2 separate regions of the Homo sapiens genome follow, and region 1 is linked to region 2. A link is a loop called in an ENCODE intact Hi-C map of the cell type or tissue named here. Cell type or tissue: chondrocyte. All regions are shown on one strand. Each heading gives the region's core, and the rest is flanking DNA. Links, peaks and the distances in the headings are about the cores only. Region 1 has its middle 7.1 kb from the start of SNORA33. Region 2 holds the start of EYA4 (EYA transcriptional coactivator and phosphatase 4).

Region 1 (9,286 bases), core at 928-8,927, 420 kb after region 2:
CAGGAGATCAAGACCATCCTGGCTAACATGGTGAAACCCTGTCTCTACTAAAATACAAAAACCTAGCTGGGTGTGGTGGTGTGTGCCCGTAGTCCCAGCTACTTGGGAGGCTGAGGCAGGGGAATCACTTGAACCTGGGAGGTGGAGGTTGCAGCAAGCCAAGATCACGCCACTGCACCCCAGCCTGGCGACAGAGCAAGACTCTGTCTAAAAATAATAATAATAATAATCCTTCTACTTATATTAAATACAAACAATTCTAATATTCGACAAAATGGCAAATCCTATAATCAGTCAGTTTACCCAATGTTCAAAGGCTTCTTGGGTCATGTCCTGGAACTTGGGGTTCTATCTTCTCATTTGGAAAATGAAGGAATCAAACTAGACCATTTCTCAAATCTCTTCCATCTTAAAAACTCAGACTCGGCCAGGCGCAGTGGCTCACACCTGTAATCCCAGCACTTTGGAAGGCCAAGGCAGGCAGATTACCTGAGGTCAGGAGTTCGAGACCAGCCTGATCAACATGGTGAAACCCCGTCTTTATTAAAAATACAAAAAAATTAGCTGGGCATGGTGGTGCACGCCTGTAGTCCCAGCTGCTTGGGAGGCTGAGGCAGGAGAATTGCTTGAACTCGGGGGGCAGAGGTTGCAGTGAGCCGTGATAGCAACACTGAACTCCAGCCTGGGCGGCAGAGTGAAACTCCGTCTCAAGAAAAAAACAAACAAACAAACAAAAAACAGAAAAACCTCAGACTCTAATTCCAGTAGAATCTGCAGTGGAAAAATATTGTCACATCAGGCCTAAATTCTCTAGAGGCAAGAGAAAGCATGTTCTCCAGAAACACAGGAAAGAAAGTAGGAAGGTCACATTTTGGTCTGGCCATATAATTACTTCTAGAAAATAACAAAACCAATAATGATAATAGAGACAAGGTGGCTGCTGACACTCAGGAAAATCACAATTGTCATTAATATTTATTTACCTTTGGTGACAGTATTAAAGAAGATCACTTATGTCATTAAGAAGAATACTATAATAGTTTGGGTTGTTTGCTTTAATTCCCTGAATTTTGCATCTTTTAACAATAAGCTAACTTTGGGAAATGATCATCATAAACATAAATATACCTTCTTGTTTTATATTAAATGGTTAGTCTTAAATAAACCCTTGTATTATGTAAGAGTCCTTCCACCATGGTAGACTCTCTTCAAAAGACTAAAATAAAAAATGAAGCAATTTGGGAATCCCCTAAGATAACAAGATGTTATTATAAAATAAATCCCCATTATTTATTTGCACAATTATTTAACTATTATTATCAAGTCACTGAAGTAGAAATCAAAGAGTCTATAGAATTCTGGAATCACAGAACAAGGTTAAAAGGAGCTGGCTTACATGATCTTCCACTCAACTCTACTGAGTTTTGTTATTATTTACATATTATTTATATGTTGGGGCCAGGCACGGTGGCTCACACCTATAATTTCAGCACTTTGAGAGGCCAAAGTGGGTGCATCACCTGAGGTCAGGAGTTTGAGACCAGCCTAGCCAATATGGTGAAACCCCGTCTCTACTAAAAATGCAAAAATTAGCTGGGTGTGGTGGCTTATGCCTGTAATCCCAGCTACTCGGGAGGCTGAGGCAGGAGAATCGCTTGAACCTGGGAGGTGGAGGCTGCAGTGAGCTGAGATCATGCCACTGAATTCCAGCCCGGGTGACAGAGCAAGACTCCATCTCAAAAGAAAAAACAAATAAATAAAATAATATACATATATTATTTTTTGTTTGTCTTCCAATTTAGATAAGGCAATATAAATATTATTAAATATATTGCTTTTTTTTTTTTTTTTTTTGAGACGGAGTCTCGCTCTGTCACCCAGGCTGGAGTGCCGTGGCGCGATCTTGGCTCACTGCAAGCTCCGCCTCCCGGGTTCACGCCATTCTCCTGCCTCAGCCTCCGGAATAGCTGGGACTAGAGGCGCCCACCATCATGCCCGGCTAATTTTTTTGTATTTTTAGTAGAGACGGGGTTTCATCGTGTTAACCAGGATGGTCTCGATCTCCTGACCTCGTGATCCGCCCGCCTCTGCCTCCCAAAGTGCTGGGATTACAGGCGTGAGCCACCGCGCCCGGCCCTAATTTTCAAATTAGAATGTCTTAGTAGGAGAATAGAGTTAAAGTGCACAGGTAGAGGAACATTTTATTTGCTGCCTTAAAGATTTTCAGCACAAGTACAAATCCGTGAACTGACAATGATTGTAAGTTCTTTTCACTTCAATAAAATGCTATTTCAATTGAGACTTTCTGTGATCTCCAGAGAAAACAGTTACTCAGTTCTATCCAATGCAGTGAAAGTGGAATCAGTCAGATAATATTCAGTTTATTTACATTTTCTTTTTTTTTTTTTCGAAACAGAGTCTCGCTCTGTGGCCAGGCTGGAGTGCAGTGGCACAATCTCGGCTCACTGCAACCTCCGCCTCCCGGGTTCAAGTGATTCTCCTGCCTCAGTCTCCTGAGTAGCTGGGACTACAGGCACCCGCCACCACGCCTAGCTAATTTTTGTCTTTTTATTAAAGATGGGGTTTCACCATGTTGGCCAAGATGGTCTCGATCTCTTGACCTCGTGATCCATCCGCTTCAGCCTCCCAAAGTGCTAGGATTACAGGCATGAGCCACCGCACCCGGCCTATTTATATTTATTTTCAACTAACGATTGCATCAAGCTGAATTTCCAAAATAAAAAGTGAATGCTGGCATTTTGTTTTCATTTTTTAACTTGAGAAAATCACCAGCGTGGGGCAAAAAAAATAACAAGAATCCTCTGTACTAATTTATAGTGACCTGAACATTTTTCTCTCCCTCTGTCTCCCTCCCTCTCCATCCCTCCCTCACTTTCTCTGTCTCTTTTTCCCACTGCCTCCTCCCCAACACCAGCAAGAAATACAGCTTTTTTTTTTTTTTTTTTTTGGAGATGGAGTCTCATTCTGTCACCCAGGCTGCAGTGCAACCTCTGCCTGTCAGGTTCAAGTGATCCTCCCACCTCAGCCTCCTGAATAGCTGGGATACAGGCATGTGCCACCGTGCCTGGCTAATTTTTGTATTTTTAGTAGACACAGGGTTTAATCATGCTGGCCAGGCTGGTCTTGAACTCCTGACCTCAGGTGATCTGCCCACCGCCTCAGCCTCCCAAAGTGCTGGGATTACAGGCATGAGCCACTGCACCCAGCCTAATACTTCTGCTTTTAAAGCATTACCTCCATTTGCTGCAAATAAACTTTGAACACGGACTTTAAAAGTGTCCCGTACTGGGATGTATTGGATTCATTGGCCAGGCAGGTTTCTGACTCACAAAAGGTCGTGTTGTTGCCCATTGCTATGACAGGAGAAACACCTTCGCAGTTTTACTGCAATATAGAAGTTTATTTGAAGACCAGCTCACTTCTTATCGGTTTTATTTTTACTGCAACCCAACACAGTAGTGTCAAACCAAAGTGACTGTTAAACTTCATCTGTCCTGTATTCTATACCGAGCATTTCCAGAAGGCAGCAGTGCAACCCAAAATACTTTGAATGAGACTCACTTCACGAGACAACACTAGGCAACAACAAAGTTAATATGACAAGTCCGCCTTTTATGCCTTGATGATGCTACTAAAAAATCTAACAGATTTATTGTATATCATTTCCTCTTCACATACAACTCTGAATTCTGCTTTTGCACTTTAGCATCGTTCACATTATGTTATCATTTTCATTATTTTAGAGTAAACTTTTCTAGAGTCTTCACATGATAGAAATTTGGAATATAATATTTTGAAAAGGATAATTTTATTTCAAAATGAAGCTTGTGGGGAAATGTAGAAAAGGTTTTAATTTCTTCTTAAATTATATGTGTATTTCCTCCTGAAAGAGTGGCATAGCTGCATCACGTTACGACCCTCGTGGGGCTAAGTACCTCCCTGCAAGACACAACATGTACCCATTTAGCAAAACATCTGCTGACTCCTAGAATCCATCAAGTTTATCCAGCTTCAAATCTACAGGAGAAGGCAGGCTTTTTAATTTGTAGCATTTTATATGCTAATATTTTATTTTCCCCTTATGGATCTCATATTTATTTTTTTTTAATGTGCATTTTGCTTCTTTTCACCTGGGGGCAGCACTGTGAAATATCACAGACCTTTGACTCGGTATTTCTCTAACGAGCCAACCAAGTACAAACAGGATTTTTATATCCATTTGTAAATTTTAGTTGGGGGTAGTTGAGAGAAGGAAAAATAAAAAGACAAATACTACATTTGTGTAAGGTTTAATTCACATCACTCATATAATTCCGTGCTGTTGGCATATGTCTCGATAAATAAGCTTCAAAAAAGAACTTATTGCAATGTAAAAATAGTTTCTCTGAATTCACATGCTTTTTACTGTTCCCAGGTCTCACAATGGCCTTTAAACGTATTTTTTCAGCTTCTTAGAGCCATGTACTCCATATTGTGATAGGATATGTTTCTATGCCCTGCTCCCTAGAGTGGAGCTGGAGAGAAAGGAAGTTGAGACAGCTTGGCTCCACACTCGACTCAAAGCAGCCCAACCTAGAGACTTACTTTCGTTGCCAGAGGAAAAGGAACCTTAAAAAATAGAGGGTGAAAAAAGGCTGAGGAGTTTAAGACTGAAAAGAAAGCCCACAAACAAACAATTGAAATATCTGAGTTCCTACTACACCACGCACTGTCCTAGGCACGGGAGATAAAGGCTCAGAACATAGATGATGCTTCCATGGAGCTATGGTGTGGAGAATTTAATCTCCAAAGTATACCCCTTGCCTTGATCATCTCCAAATTATGCCCATTTTCCAGAATAGGCTTTCTCTGGAAACTTGTTCTTCGGGTAGTTCTAGGCATATTCTCAGTATGGTGGAGAAAACATTGAAAATCAACGGTTTAAATTTTTATAATTTATTTGTATTTCACACATATATATTGCAATTGAGCAAAATTAGTAACCTTGGAAGAAAGATAAAAAACAGCCAGTGTCCACTGGTGGTTACAGAATTCTAATTGATATCATTTATAAAACTTAAACTGGCCGGGCGCAGTGGCTCACGGCTGTAATCCCAGCACTTTGGGAGGCCGAGGCAGGCAGATCATGAGGTCAGGAGATCGCGACCATCCTGGCTAACACGGTGAAACCCCGTCTCTACTAAAAATACAAAAAAAATTAGCCGGGCGTGGTGGCGGGCGCCTGTAGTCCCAGCTACTCGGGAGACTGAGGCAGGAGAATGGCGTGAACCCGCGAGGCGGAGCTTGCAGTGAGCCGAGATCGCACCACAGTACTCCAGCCTGGGCAACAAAGCGATACTCTGTCTCAAAAAAAAAAAAAAAAAAAAAAAAAAAAAAAAACTTGAACTACTTAACTACTTAAAATTACAACTAATTGAAATAATGTTATGTGAGTTAGAAAATTAATGCCAATGTCCTTTAGTATTTAAAAAGTTTAAATGTAAATGGTCTAAGAGCAAGGCTAATTTGGTATTGTTATTATTATTGGAAGCTTTCATTAAACTCAATCCAAATGATGGATAACAGTTTGTAAAAAGCAAATAAATGCAACCAGAAATAGTAAACTAAGCTCAACAATATCCTATAATCTCTATTCCTACAAACAGAATTCTCAAAATCTTCACAGAATGCGATAAGAATCTTTTCCTAGGGTGAACCTGCTATAGTCCCTGCTTCTTACCTTGTCTTCCTGTTTTTCACTGACCTGTCCCTCAGCTGGCATCAGTTTCTTACTGCCCTCTGCTGGCTAGGCATGAATTCATTCGTTTTAAGCAGTTTTGTTTTTACAACTTAAAGTACAGACAAGTATATAAACTCACTTGATTCACAAAACATAAATTTTTAAAAAGATTATTAATGGCACTCAAAATTAACCCCAAGAATGTACTGTATCTTTATTTCATTTAATTTAAAATGTTTTATTGGCATTTGGCCTTCTTTCTCAGTGCCTGCTTGGGTTTCTTCCAAGTAAACTTTCCTTTAAAAAATAAAAATAAATATTTTACTTCAAAAGCAATACATGTTGATTAGAGGAAAAAGAAAACAAGCAAATGGAAAACCTTCCTAGAAACATTAACACCTTGATGTATACCCTTCCAACCTGTCTTCTCTGCCAGCATGTACCTTTATATTCTTTTTTTTTTTTTTTTTTTTTTTTTTTTTTTTTTTTTTTTGAGACTGAGTCTCCCTCTGTTGCCCAGGCTGGAGCGCAATGTGCGATCTTGGCTCACTGCAACCTCTGCCTCCTGGGTTCAAGAGATTCTCCCACCTCAGCCTCCCGAGTAGCTGGGATTACAGGCGCCTGCCACCATGCCTAGCTAATTTTTGTATTTTTGGTAGAGATGGGGTTTCACCATGTTGGCCAGGCTGGTCTTGAACTCCTGACCTCAGGTGATCCGCGCCCACCTTGGCCTCCCAAAGTGCTAGGATTACAGGCATGAGCCACCACTCTCGGCCCCTTTATATTCTATATTATTTTAGTATTTCCTCCTTTTCTTTTTCTAGAAAATGCTATCCTATTGTACGTTCAACTACTTTTCAAAACATGTATATTAACAAATGCCCTTCTATACTATTTCAGTGGCACCCTAATATCCCATTAAGTAAACATATATTTTATTCAATTCTCCATCAACACAAAGTATTGTAGCTCTGTGATGAATATACTTACAGCTATGCCTATTCTTTTATTTGAAATTGGCCTAATAAAGGTTTTCTAAACTAAAACATTCTGAATTGATGCTTTACGATTTTTTCTCTCCCTGGCTGGGTACAGTGGCTCACACCTGTAATCTCAGCACTTTGGGAGGCCGAGGCAGGCGGATCACGAGGTCAGGAGTTTGAGACCAGCCTGGCCAATATGGTGAAACCCCGTCTCTACTAAAAATACAAAAATTAGCCAGGCATGGTGGCGCATGCCTGTAGTCCCAGTTACTTGGGAAGCTGAGGCAGAATCACTTGAACCCGGGAGGCGGAGGCTGCAGTGAGCCGAGATTGTGCCACTGCAATCCAGCCTGGGTGACACAGCGAGACTGTCTCAAAAAAAACAAAAAACAAACCAAAAAAAAAACCAAAAATTTTTTTCTCTCCCTTTATCATCAAAAAGTGAAAGGCAAATAGAACCTCACTGATTGGTAGGGTCTCAGGAGGATCACCAGGGTTTCTATCTTCACAATCTTTGTCACTCAGTTTGGTTAATTCATATTTAAAAAACGAACTCAAAAGAGATGGAAAAATACAACAAAAAGACACTTCTGTCTCTTCTCTGGCACATTTCCTTCCAAAAACTAAGGTACTGTGGAAGCCAAATTAAAAGTGTGGTGATGAAGACCGTCACTGAACATTTAGCAAAAAAAAAAAAAAAGAAAGGAAGAAAGAGGAGGAGGAAAAGGGGAGAAAAAATACTCTGAGGAATGTTTTACACAAAGTAGGGAAGAGCTTAGAAAACTGCCCATCAACATAGGTGAAGAATCCTTAGGAGGAAGATTCATCCTCCTCCCCAGTATTTGTAAGCCTTCCCAAGCAAAAGCCAGATTTGAATACAACTTATCAACACACTAAGATTATGATCTGTAAACTCTGGGAAAAGAGCTGGCTGAAACATCTCACTTATGATAAAGCAATTTGAATTGAGATGTACTGTTATATTTGAAGTGTCAAAACATGTTTTCAAAAAGGAACTCATGATTTATTTTTGCCTGGGATCGGCTTGGTCCCAATCCTTCTGAACATTCTGATGTGTCGATACTTCTATATCCCAAGCCACCAGCAGTGAGTCAGACTGGTGCCCTGAGTGAGTCTGGTGGCCTCTCCCCAGGTCACCTCCTTAACCACGCCATCTCTTTTGCTAGGACTTACTGCTGAAGTTGTTCTTCTAGCACATGGATTGACCTTTCTGAAAATGCCTGGCTGGGAGGACAATGCTGTACCCTTCTCTGCCATCAGCCTGTCCCATCCTTTTCCTGGAGTGGTGATGGCTACTGACCTTATTCCTTGACTACATAGTCTCTTCTCTCTCAGTGGCTCTCAGGAGTACTTGTGATTAACATAGTCCTTGAGCACAACTCTTTAAATAACGAACTCATTTAAAAAAAGAAATTCAAACTCCATTAAGGGCTAGTCCTCAGTAAGCCTAGCAGATGTTTCCACACTTTCCTACGGTTTATAAGCTGTCTATGTAATGCTTCTGTTGCCTCAACAATCCAGTTAAAGACTGACAGTACTTGTTTATAACAGCAGTCTAATACAGCCTTTTTACAATTTCTCTTTAGATGTTTTTTTTTTTTTTTGAGATGGAGTCTTGCCCTGTCTCCCAGGCTGGAGTGCAATGGCGCGATCTTGTCTCACTGCAACCTCCACGTCCCGGGGTTCAAATGATTCTCCTGCCTCAGCCTCCCGAGTAGCTGGGATTACAGGCACCCACCACCACACCCAGCTATTTTTTGTATTTAGTAGAGACAGGGTTTCACCCTGTTGGCCAGGCTGGTCTCAAACTCCCTGATCTCGTGAGCCGCCCGCCTTGGCCTCCCAAAGTGCTGGGATTAAGGGGTGAGCCATCGCGCTTGGCCTCTCATTCATTTTTTAAAGCATTTAAAGTGGTTTATCAGAAATACATAGAATACGCTAATAAAATCACAATGAGGCAAAAAAAAAAAAAAAAAAAGAATAAAGAACAGAAAGAAAATTGAGTCTTTCATTTGGAGGCTCTTACAGCCAAAGAAAACAGGCAGTCACAAGTCTCATTGTCCATGGGTGCAAGAAAACATCAAGTGCTAGGCTCAAACAGCTCTCCTTTTGGGTTCATGAGGGATGTCCTCAACAAGATTCTGAGCACACACAGCAACCAATGTCATAAAACAATTTTCCCCCATAAAACAATGAAGACATCTGCTTCTGTCCTGGCACTTTTGCTTCAGTGGGCTCCCCAGTGAATTCCATATAAGCTACACAGGCAAATCACACTCTGAAGCCGACATTACATTTGCACTGAGTTTTGAAGAATGAGTAGGAGATATCTAGATGGAGAAAAGTAGAGGTACTTCAAACAGAACAAACCAAAGTTATGAAGAGATGGACATGATCACTTTTCAATAACTGTAACTCAGAAGTCTGGATGAGTAACTGGAGTGGAGTGACTCATGTCTTGAAAATCATCTGGATGAGACTGACAGTAGTAAGACCTATACAGCGCAGGTAGGAGTTGAGGATGCCAAGGCCTTTGGCTTGG
Region 2 (9,286 bases), core at 517-8,516:
TTTTCTCCAGCTTCTAGAAACCCTCTGAAATTCAGCATCTATTTTTCTTAACAATTAATAATTATTATTCCTTTTTATACAATCACTCCTTTTTATACAAATCTTAAGATTTTAAAAATTTTAAAACTTAAGCCTACTACTTAAAAGAAGTGTTAATTGTGAGTACATACATATATGTGAGACGTTTTATTTTGGAAATGAGAAATTCAATTTCAAATATTCAACAAATACTAATAAAAAGAAAACAACTGAGTAAATCTTATTTTAGTTATAATTGTGAACCAACCGGTAGTTACAATGGTCTTTAAATATTGAAACATACTATTTTCAGGAAATTTACAAAGGAAAACAGGCTTTTGAAAACCATATTGATTGTAGACCTTTACTTATTATGAAAGACAAGTACATATCACTAATAATCAGAGAAAGGAGACATTTTCAACAAATCTAATTATGTTGCTTTCAAAGCTGTAGCTGTCAAAGGTTTTAACATTCTTGTACAGTCATTCCTAAATACGGGTTTAACTTTGAATGACTTACAACTTTTAATCAGGTGGAACAAACTATTTTTACGGTTTATAACAATAAATGTGGGTGTAGTTATGTCTGCTTTCGATATTGTTGCCATAAAAATCAGATTCTGGCAGTCTTGCTCCACACAAAACAATCTGTCTCTTGTTACTACTGCTTTTTGTTTCTTGGGATAATGTTATTTTTAAAAATACACAAATGTCTTTGAATGCAGTCTCCTAAAACGCTCCGTATCACGTATCAAATATTTTTTGGGGGGATTCTCTCCCCACCCCCTCTAGTTTTTGGTTCTTCAGGTTTAAGCTTGCCAATAATATTTTAAAAGACAAAAAAAAAAAAAAAGGCACTGATTCTGCTTAAAACCAAACCGTACCCGGGAAAGGAATTCAAGTACAATCCCTTCCCTAAGGTTTTAAAAACAAAAACAACGCAACAAACAAAAAAACCATCGTCAACTTTCAATCCTGTCAGTCACCTACGTGTAAGTGAAACTTCAGAAGCTGCTGATGGGGAGCCCGCGGTTGTTAAACGCTCCTAAGACTCCCACCTAAATCCCGCAGGAGCCCGCACTGAAACTGACAAACACCCGAGGGTTCACAAAGTGGCCACAGATGAGAAGAGGAACAAAATGCCATATTCCAGGAGGTGTATTTCGCTCCAACAATTACGTTGATCCCAGGGTGCCAAGCCAAAAGGGGTAAGGGAGAAAGAAAACTGTTAAGTATGAGCCCTTAATGTGAAACCTAACCTGTTGGTTCTCTTAGGTATCAGATTTTGGAAGTGTCTGTAATGACAGCCAGGAAAGCAAACTAATGGCCAACGGCCCACTGGGTTTGAACACCAGAGTCCTGTTACCTCCTCACAGATCAAGTACACAACACACACACACACACACACACACACACACGAAGTTGCTCCACGTGGAACTGCTCTGGAACCAAAACACACGCCCGGGCGCTATTCTGCACCTTGGCAGAAAGGGCAGAGGGACCTGCACCTTCCTCCCCTGCCCTCAGGTTAAGATTCATGAATGACTCTCTAGGCCCGCTCGGGATGGCGGGGAGAGGCGCAGGAGACGCGGTGAGAGAGGACAGTCTCCACACCACTCTCCCGCACACACTCTCACCCCAGGCGCAAATCCGTTGTCTTCATAGGAAGGAGAAAGAGGGGTGGTGGTGAAGGGAAACACTATCCTCCCAAGCAGGGAAGAGATGACAAAAATTAAATTGCGCTCTCTGCTTTCGCCCCAGCTCTGCCACCGGACTCGGTCCGCAAATTCCCTAATCGCTCCGAGCTGTTCAGAATCTCGCAAACAAAGGGAGAAAACTCTTTCAAGTGCTACCAAACGAAAGTTCGGGTTGCTGTGCGGCGCAGAATAAAACAAGCACACACACGTCTACTTCCAAACCTCGCTTCACCACGCTAAAAATCCGAGCCATTTCAAGTTCCACTGCCTCCCCAGACCCAGCAGGCTTGGAAGGAGAGAAAAACCTGCTCTACCCAGCCAGGTCCCTTCCTTTGGAGAAGTTATAAGCCTTCCATGGCACCCGCTACTCGAGCCAATGAACGCGACTGCTCTGACAAGGCGCCTCTAATTTCACCGACCCTGGCAAACTGCAGGAGACATTCAGTCCACGCCACATAAAAACTATTAAAGTGGGATCGCCGCAGTTGAAAAGCCCGATCAGTGCCTGGAGATTAGAACGCGAGCCTTTAAAGTACACACGCACCCGGCACCGGGAAAGCCCAGGCGCCTGTGACCCTCCGAAGGACTCTGGGTCAGCATCCTCGCGCCTGGACCATCTAGGGGGTCATCAGAAAGTAATACACGTCATAAGAAAGATGTGGGGGAGACCCCGATGCTCGCGCCTCTGCCAGGTGGAGGCGGGGTGCAGGTAGAAGCCGCGCGCTGGACTGCTGGATGAACTCCGTTACGCGCAGGCTCCGCGCCGACCCCGGAAGGGACAGGCAGGCTCGGAAGGGACCCTTGGGGCTTGGGGACGTCTTCTAGGGCAGAGAGCACCGCTGCGGTCCGAGCGGCCCGGGCCCTCAGGCGTGGGGCACCCGGCCTCCAAGCGCCCCCCGGGGACGCAGGCGCCCACGCACCGTCCAGCTGCGCGTCCTCAGTACCCAGCGCTCGGCGTCCCCGGCGGAGCCTCGCGCACTTTCCCGGAAAGTTTGGGGGTTCTCTCAACTCAGGCTCCCCCGGGAGCCCTGGGGCGGGGGTTGGAAGAAGGGGTCACTCACCTCGTCGCCCGGTCCGCCTCGGGTTCCCGAAGTGTCTGTCCCAGCCGCGGTTCAGTGCGTCCGTAATTAAGTATTTATTCTCGTTCCTTCCAGTGTCGAAGTTTCCCCTTCGCGCTGTGCCTCTGGTGAAAACAGGACATCCCCTTCGGCCACCCCACAACAAATAGCGTACACAAGCGGGGGAGAAGCGGGGCGGAGGGAGAAGCCGGCTCCGAGGGGGAGGAGGAAAGGAGAGGAGCCAAAACTCCGGACTGCGACAGGGGGGAAAGGAGAAGAAAAGAAAATGAGAGAGCGCGCCCAGCCGCCGCAGTCGTCACTCCCCGGCTTTTCCCGCAGCTCTTTCCCCCTCTCTAAGGCAGCGACAACTTCACGTGGACAGGATGGAAGTTTTGCGCGGAAGCCGGGAACGGCCGGAGCGTGCGCCGCGCTGCCGGCAGCCTCGCACTTGCGCAGGGAGGTGGGGCGGGGGCGACGTCGCCACCGGCTACTGCGGGCTCGTGAGGCCGCCGGGGGCCTCGGGGGAGGCCGCCAGGGACGCGGGGGGCGGCGGCGCGCGGGGGACCCACTCCGTTTTTATTTGACCTCGGGTGACTGCCTATTGTCATGGTTTGCGATCTCGCGTGGGGACCGCCCAGGGCCTCGGGGCCCTGGATGTCCCGGGTGGCGCCGCCGTAATCTCCGTGCCCTCCGCGCCGCCCCCACCCCGCCCCCACCCGGGCCGACTCGAGCGGCTGCAGCCTCCAGGCTGAGGGGAGGGACCCGCGACCGCGCTCTCCTCCCTGGGCCGGAGAGCCACTGTCGATCCCCACCTGCTTCTGTGGGGCAGCCCCCGGAATTGCCTGGAACTCTCTCGCTACCCAGTTCCCCTGTGCAGGCCACTGCGGGCCCCCTGCCGGACTCCTTTCCACTTACCCCAAGGGAGGAGACAGAAGGGACTTCGCCTACTTGCAACAACGTGAAATAAAAACCAACCCAGACCAGACTGGGGCGCTTTTTCTGACGGGAGGAAATACCCTTTTCCGTGGAGATATATGTTATGAAGGACTAAGCGGTCTGGGGATAGGCTGTGCTGCGAAGGGCCTGGGCCCCTTCCAGTGCTGCTGGGTGCAGGTATAGGCATCCGTCCCAGACGCCCAAAGGTCAGGCAGCAACGACTTACTTCCAAGGCGGCGTCAGAGCTTCTCTAGGCACATTGCTGAAATGACATTTCGTGTCTAAGCCTTCTGCGCATGCACTACGCGACTACATAGGATTTACGATTTTATACCCACACGTGTGTATGCCACAACCAGGGGACACAGCAAAGGTAGACGGAATAAACAATCCATAAATTTTGCATCCATTTAATCACCTCTTCCAAAAACCTATTGTCTATTTTAGCGGCACCTTCTCTGTCATATTGATAATAAATGTTTTAATTTATTGATAAATCACTGAGTGTCAATCATTGTATTGGTCACTTATGGTACATGAGTTCATTTAACTTCCATGACAACTCTACGGTGGTCATTATTAAGCCGGTATAAAAGATGAGGAAACCAAAGCCCAAAGAATCATGAGTGACTTTTCCAAAGACAAATCCAGTGGTCTCTAATCACAAAGCCTATGATACAACAACCTCTACATTACCTTAGGTGTGGTCTAAGAGATTACAGATTAATCCGTAGAAATTACTCCCATTCAAAGAAAGTTTAGTTTTAATATATTCACTAAGTTACGTTCTGAAAAAGGTTCAGAAAAAAGATTTCATCCTCTACTTTAGGTTGGTCTTATGCAACTGATATGAGCACTGTCTAATTCAAAAGCAGTATCAACCCTGAATACTTATGGTTACAATTTATTTTTTAATGAGTGGGGAATTATCTACAATGCTTAAGAGGCTCTAGAAAAGGTGGTGTTGTAAATTTAAAATGATAAAGGCAGTCGTTGCTGCTCTCATCACTTACTGGGTGTTCTTTCCTGCAGATTTATTTTGGAGGGTGTAGGCATTGCCAGGCATAATGTTTCCTTTTCTGGTTCTCAAGGTAGAAAGGGTTCTGGCAGTGGGGTTGGCACAAAGCGGATTTGGAGCATGGTTGAGAGCACATTCTGGCCTAACGAGGAATGCCAGTTAATATACACTGGAGAGAAAAATATGAATGGACAGATTTAATTAATTTTGCAGATTTATTTTCTCCATTTCACATGTGAGAAAACTAAGGGCTCAGAATTTTTAGAAGCTTGCTAATAAATGGCAGACCTGAGTTTCAAGCCAGCCTTTATTTAAGTCCACTCTTAGTCACTGTGATGCTATTATTAGTATTAATGGTATTCAGAAAAATAGTAATTCTTTTAAATATGTAATATATTACAAGCCAAATATGCAATTTAAATGTTTTGTGAATCATAGTGTCTAAGAATGTTCTGTGGCTATAGCAAATATCATGTAAGGATTAAGTACAATGATGAATTTAATACTGTCCTCAAAAGGCAACAACATTTTGAATTTCATTTTGGCATAAAACATTATGTGCTAGTTTCACCTACAAATAAAGGTGGGAGATGTATGATTTGAATAAAATAAAAATTCATACTTTAGCATATTGTTAACATAAATATAGGGTGGGTTTTCTTAGCATGTTTCTTTGTACCCTTCTAAAGTCAGATTTTTCAGTTACACTGACCTTGCTTTCAAGGTCACTTTGCTCCTGCATAGTTTTTTGTACATCTAGATAAGAATACATGTACAGAAATTATTTTTAAAATCCAGGATAATATATTAGTTATTTGACTTCATATTACTACCTTCTAATAGTTGTCTTAAATATACATATATTAACATGGACACCACTAGGTGTCAGATAAAACGTCAATTTTCAGTACACATTTGAAATAAGTTTAACATAGGAAACAGAATTTTAGGGTTATAAAGGCAAAAATGTATTGTTTGCTTAAATGAGGCCTTATTTCCAGCATTTACATTGAATATCACTTTTATAATTATAGCCATATCGCCTATATTATTGACTTAATATGTATCTTTAAATAATCTATTTTTATTAAATAAGTTTATCTGATAAAGGACATTTTTTATAGTCACCATAAATGGAAAACTAATAAAACCCGCCATGAATAGAAGATGATCTTGCAAAGGAACCTATATTGTAGAAATAAAAGTTATTTCTCATGTACCACCTAAAATTATCTCACATACAGTTTGAGAAACATTGGTTTAAAGAATTACATTCCATATGTCCCTCAGGCTCACCAAGAGATATTTTCAAGCCTCCCCTTTTCATAACCGGAACAAAATGTTGTGTCCAATTTACTTTGAGGTATTACTTTTTAAATTCTGTGCTTATTTAATTATTGCTTTTCTTGTCTAAAATATACTTGAAGTCTCTGAAGTTGAGGCGTCTTTTTAAAATTCATGTATTATTTATTGTTTTACTTACTATCTTATTTGTGGTAAAATGCAAACAATTCATAAATGCACAATTAAAAAGCAAATCACTTTCCTGAAATATTGTACCGGTTACTCATTACCCTTCCCTAGCATCTATTAGCCCAGTAGTGCAATACAGTACAGACAATGAAGAAGAGAGGGAAAGTAGAACAGTGGGAGAAACGCAAAGGGCCTAGAAAGACACATGGGGGAAATTGAAGTCAGAGACCTGCTGCCAGATTCTTGAAGTGATTCAAAAACACCAGTGGGCCCTGCATGACATGAGTCAGGCTCTCAGAATATTTGTACATGTTCAACTCAGTCTGAAAAGGGATGTGTTTTGGGAGGAGTGGGGAGATAAAAAATATAAGACTTTATAGGGTAAATCAGTGGAAATATAAGATTCACTTATTAGCAATTCCCTTAACCAACTCCTCTGGAATGGGATGCCTCTGCAGTTACCATTTACTATTTGTTTATTTTTCAAACGTGCATGGCACTGTCTTGGCATTAGATTTTGTATAAGTCAAATTAAACAAAGCGCTCTAGGAGCTCATAATCCAAAACATAATTTTTGTTTTAATTTCATTTAAAAGCAACCTTAAGGGAAAAACCAGGCCCTCACTTTAGTAAGAACAGATTTTAGGCTAAAAAATGCTATAAGACACTACATTTATTGAAAAAGAATGCAGAGAACTGGATGCTTGTAGAAATAATCCCAAAGTAAATCTCTTGAGCAACTTTTGGTATATCTATGAACTCTAGCTGGAAATATACACAATTTTTCAAAAATACAATAATTCAGTTGTTTCTTAGTAAATTCTAAGCCAAACTATTTGAGCTTTGGAAGTATGGAGTTTTAAAGACCAACCTTAATGTGAACAAGGTTGAACAGTCTTTTAATCTACCTCTCTGCTGATGACAGACCACAGGAATAAATGAAGATAAAATATGATTGCCCAAGAATCTAGAGTCCTATGCTGCCGGTTTTCTAAAATCTATAAATAAACACACTTTCTGAGTAATTTTGTGCAGACAGATCAAGCTTAAAAAGGTTTCTACTAGTTTGTGAAAGTGAAGAAATCAAATCTTCAGGGGACCTGCTAAATTTCCTCATTCTTGGCAGGGCCTCTGAAAGAAAGGAAATGCACATTTTCTGGGAGACAGCTTCATTATATTTACTTTTAGATTTTCTCTTGAAAATTCTCTCCAGTTGAATCATTTTAGTAGCATATTAGGCAACTCTACTCCTTCTTCCATGCTTACACTCAGCCCTCAGATGTTTATAAACAGATATCATGCTCACTTTTAAGTCATGTTAGCCACGTTAAACAAATAGAAGGCCTTTTAATCTTGTGGCAGTTCAGTCTTTACAAACCCATAATCATTCTTATTGCTTGTCTCTGAACTATTTCCAATTTCCTAGATGTTCATTTTTGTTAGAGGTATCCCACATTGAATGCATTGTTCCAGGTGTGGTCTCATTAACATATTAGAATGAGTCCGAATTTATTTTCTTCGGTTGCATTATATTTTTGCCTCACTTTGAATTCCTACCAACATATGCTATTTTCATATTCTAACAACTTACATGTAATTTCTTTTTCTATTTTCACTTCACACAATATTTTTCTTGGCATACTAATCAATCTCCCAAGTACTTTGAATGAACATTTTAAAATATTAATAATAGTCAAAATATGAACAATATTACTTTCTTGTTCCTTTGAATTCATTAGCATATAGTCACCTGATTCCTTTATTCCACTTTCTCAAAAAAAGTGACCAGCCCTCAGTGCATCCACTTTGTGACTCTTCTTAATCCTAGAAATATTACTTCTGCTCCTATTCCTTTACTGAGACTGCTGTCTTTAAGCTATCATCAATGGTCTCCTATTAGTCATTCCTGAATCTTCAGCCTCTTTTATGTCCAGGAAGCATTTGGTATTATTGACAGCAGTCTTCTGTTAACTGGCTGATCAGTTTTTTTGAGAAAGTGGTGGAATAAAGGAATCAGGTGAACAGGAAAAGTCATTTTAAGGTGTGTTGGGGCTGCTGAGAATATATGCTTAAAATAGAAAACCATTGAAGAAATTGTTTCCAAGTGTACTATTAAATGTGGTGGAAAGAAGACACATTGAAAAGCTTTCATTATACTTTTCATTGATATTATAATATCCTTATTCAGAAATATTCAGTACAAGTAGATCGTTGCAATTTATCAGTGTTCCTAACTTGGACTCAGCCTCCTGAGTAGCTGGGATTACAGGCACATGCCACCACACCTGTTTTTTTGTTTTTTTCTTTTTTTTTTTTTTGCTGAGGCAGGGTTCCACTATGCTGCCCAGGCTGGTCTCAAACTGCTGCTCTCAATCAATCCTCCCATCTTGGCCTCCCAAAGTGCTGGGATTACAGGCATGAGCCAATGCCCTTATCCTCTTTTTTCTTAATGACACTCAAAAATGGACCTAGATGCAGGTTCTTTTCTCTTTCTTCACAATGCTCTCTCCTTTGATTCATCCTATAATCTCTTCTTTCACCTCTAAATAGGTGACTTAAGAACATGAATGTCCTTCCCAGAATCCTGGTTATCTTTACCAAAGGGTCAAGGTAGCATCTCAAGCTGAACATACTCCCCATCCTCTCCACCTGTCTTAGTCCATTTTCTGTTGCTTATAAAAGTATACTTGAAACTCGGTAATTTATAAAGTAATTTATTTATTACAAGGGCTGAGAAATACAAAATCAAGGGCCAGCATCTGGTGAGGACCTTCTTGCTGGTCCTTCTTTAAGAAAAATAAAATAGTTGCTTAAGTGAAGGATGTCTAAATACTCCAGTTTATAACCCTATGCCAATACGGCAGCAAACATTTAGTGTGATGAGAAACCTTCTCTGGTATTTCATTTGTTTTGAGAGACTGCCAACTCATGTAGCCCTTTGGGCAATTTGCTATACCTCTAAGCTTATTGTCTCTCTTTTGTATTCTACAATTCCATGTTTTGTTTTGTACTATTACACATTAGCAGAGATGAAGTGGTCTGCTTGTGTCCTATAATTTGAGATCTGTGATAAGCAATTTTAGC

The links. Peaks named below come from ENCODE experiments on the same cell type or tissue, not always from the same donor. Only the 100,000 strongest peaks of a DNase experiment are listed, where the experiment ranks them.
Region 1: a loop joins it to region 2, with 7 times the contacts of the local background. A loop is called at or near these places in 3 of 110 quality-filtered maps.

The regions. Positions count from the first base shown.
Region 1 is chr6:132,819,668-132,828,953 of GRCh38, reverse strand. No RefSeq gene overlaps it. Among named protein-coding and RNA genes, the nearest start is that of SNORA33, 7.1 kb to the right of the region's middle. RefSeq lists an enhancer at 8,067-8,136. In chondrocyte, for the core only: CTCF peaks have their summits at 4,181 (motif pointing right), 5,601 and 5,801 (motif pointing left); no DNase peak of the experiment used is centred there.
Region 2 is chr6:133,235,242-133,244,527 of GRCh38, reverse strand. It overlaps EYA4 (EYA transcriptional coactivator and phosphatase 4), which reads right to left and starts at 3,171. Exons shown (of 20, transcript NM_004100.5): 1 at 2,779-3,171. LOC124901231 (serine/arginine repetitive matrix protein 1-like) reads left to right here. Exons shown (of 3, transcript XM_047419612.1): 2 at 2,117-2,309; 3 at 2,872-4,208. The coding sequence ends at 3,742. RefSeq lists enhancers at 1,041-1,933, 1,934-2,828. In chondrocyte, for the core only: CTCF peaks have their summits at 3,434, 3,658 (motif pointing left), 5,415 and 5,614; DNase peaks (open chromatin) are centred at 2,597, 2,677 and 3,647.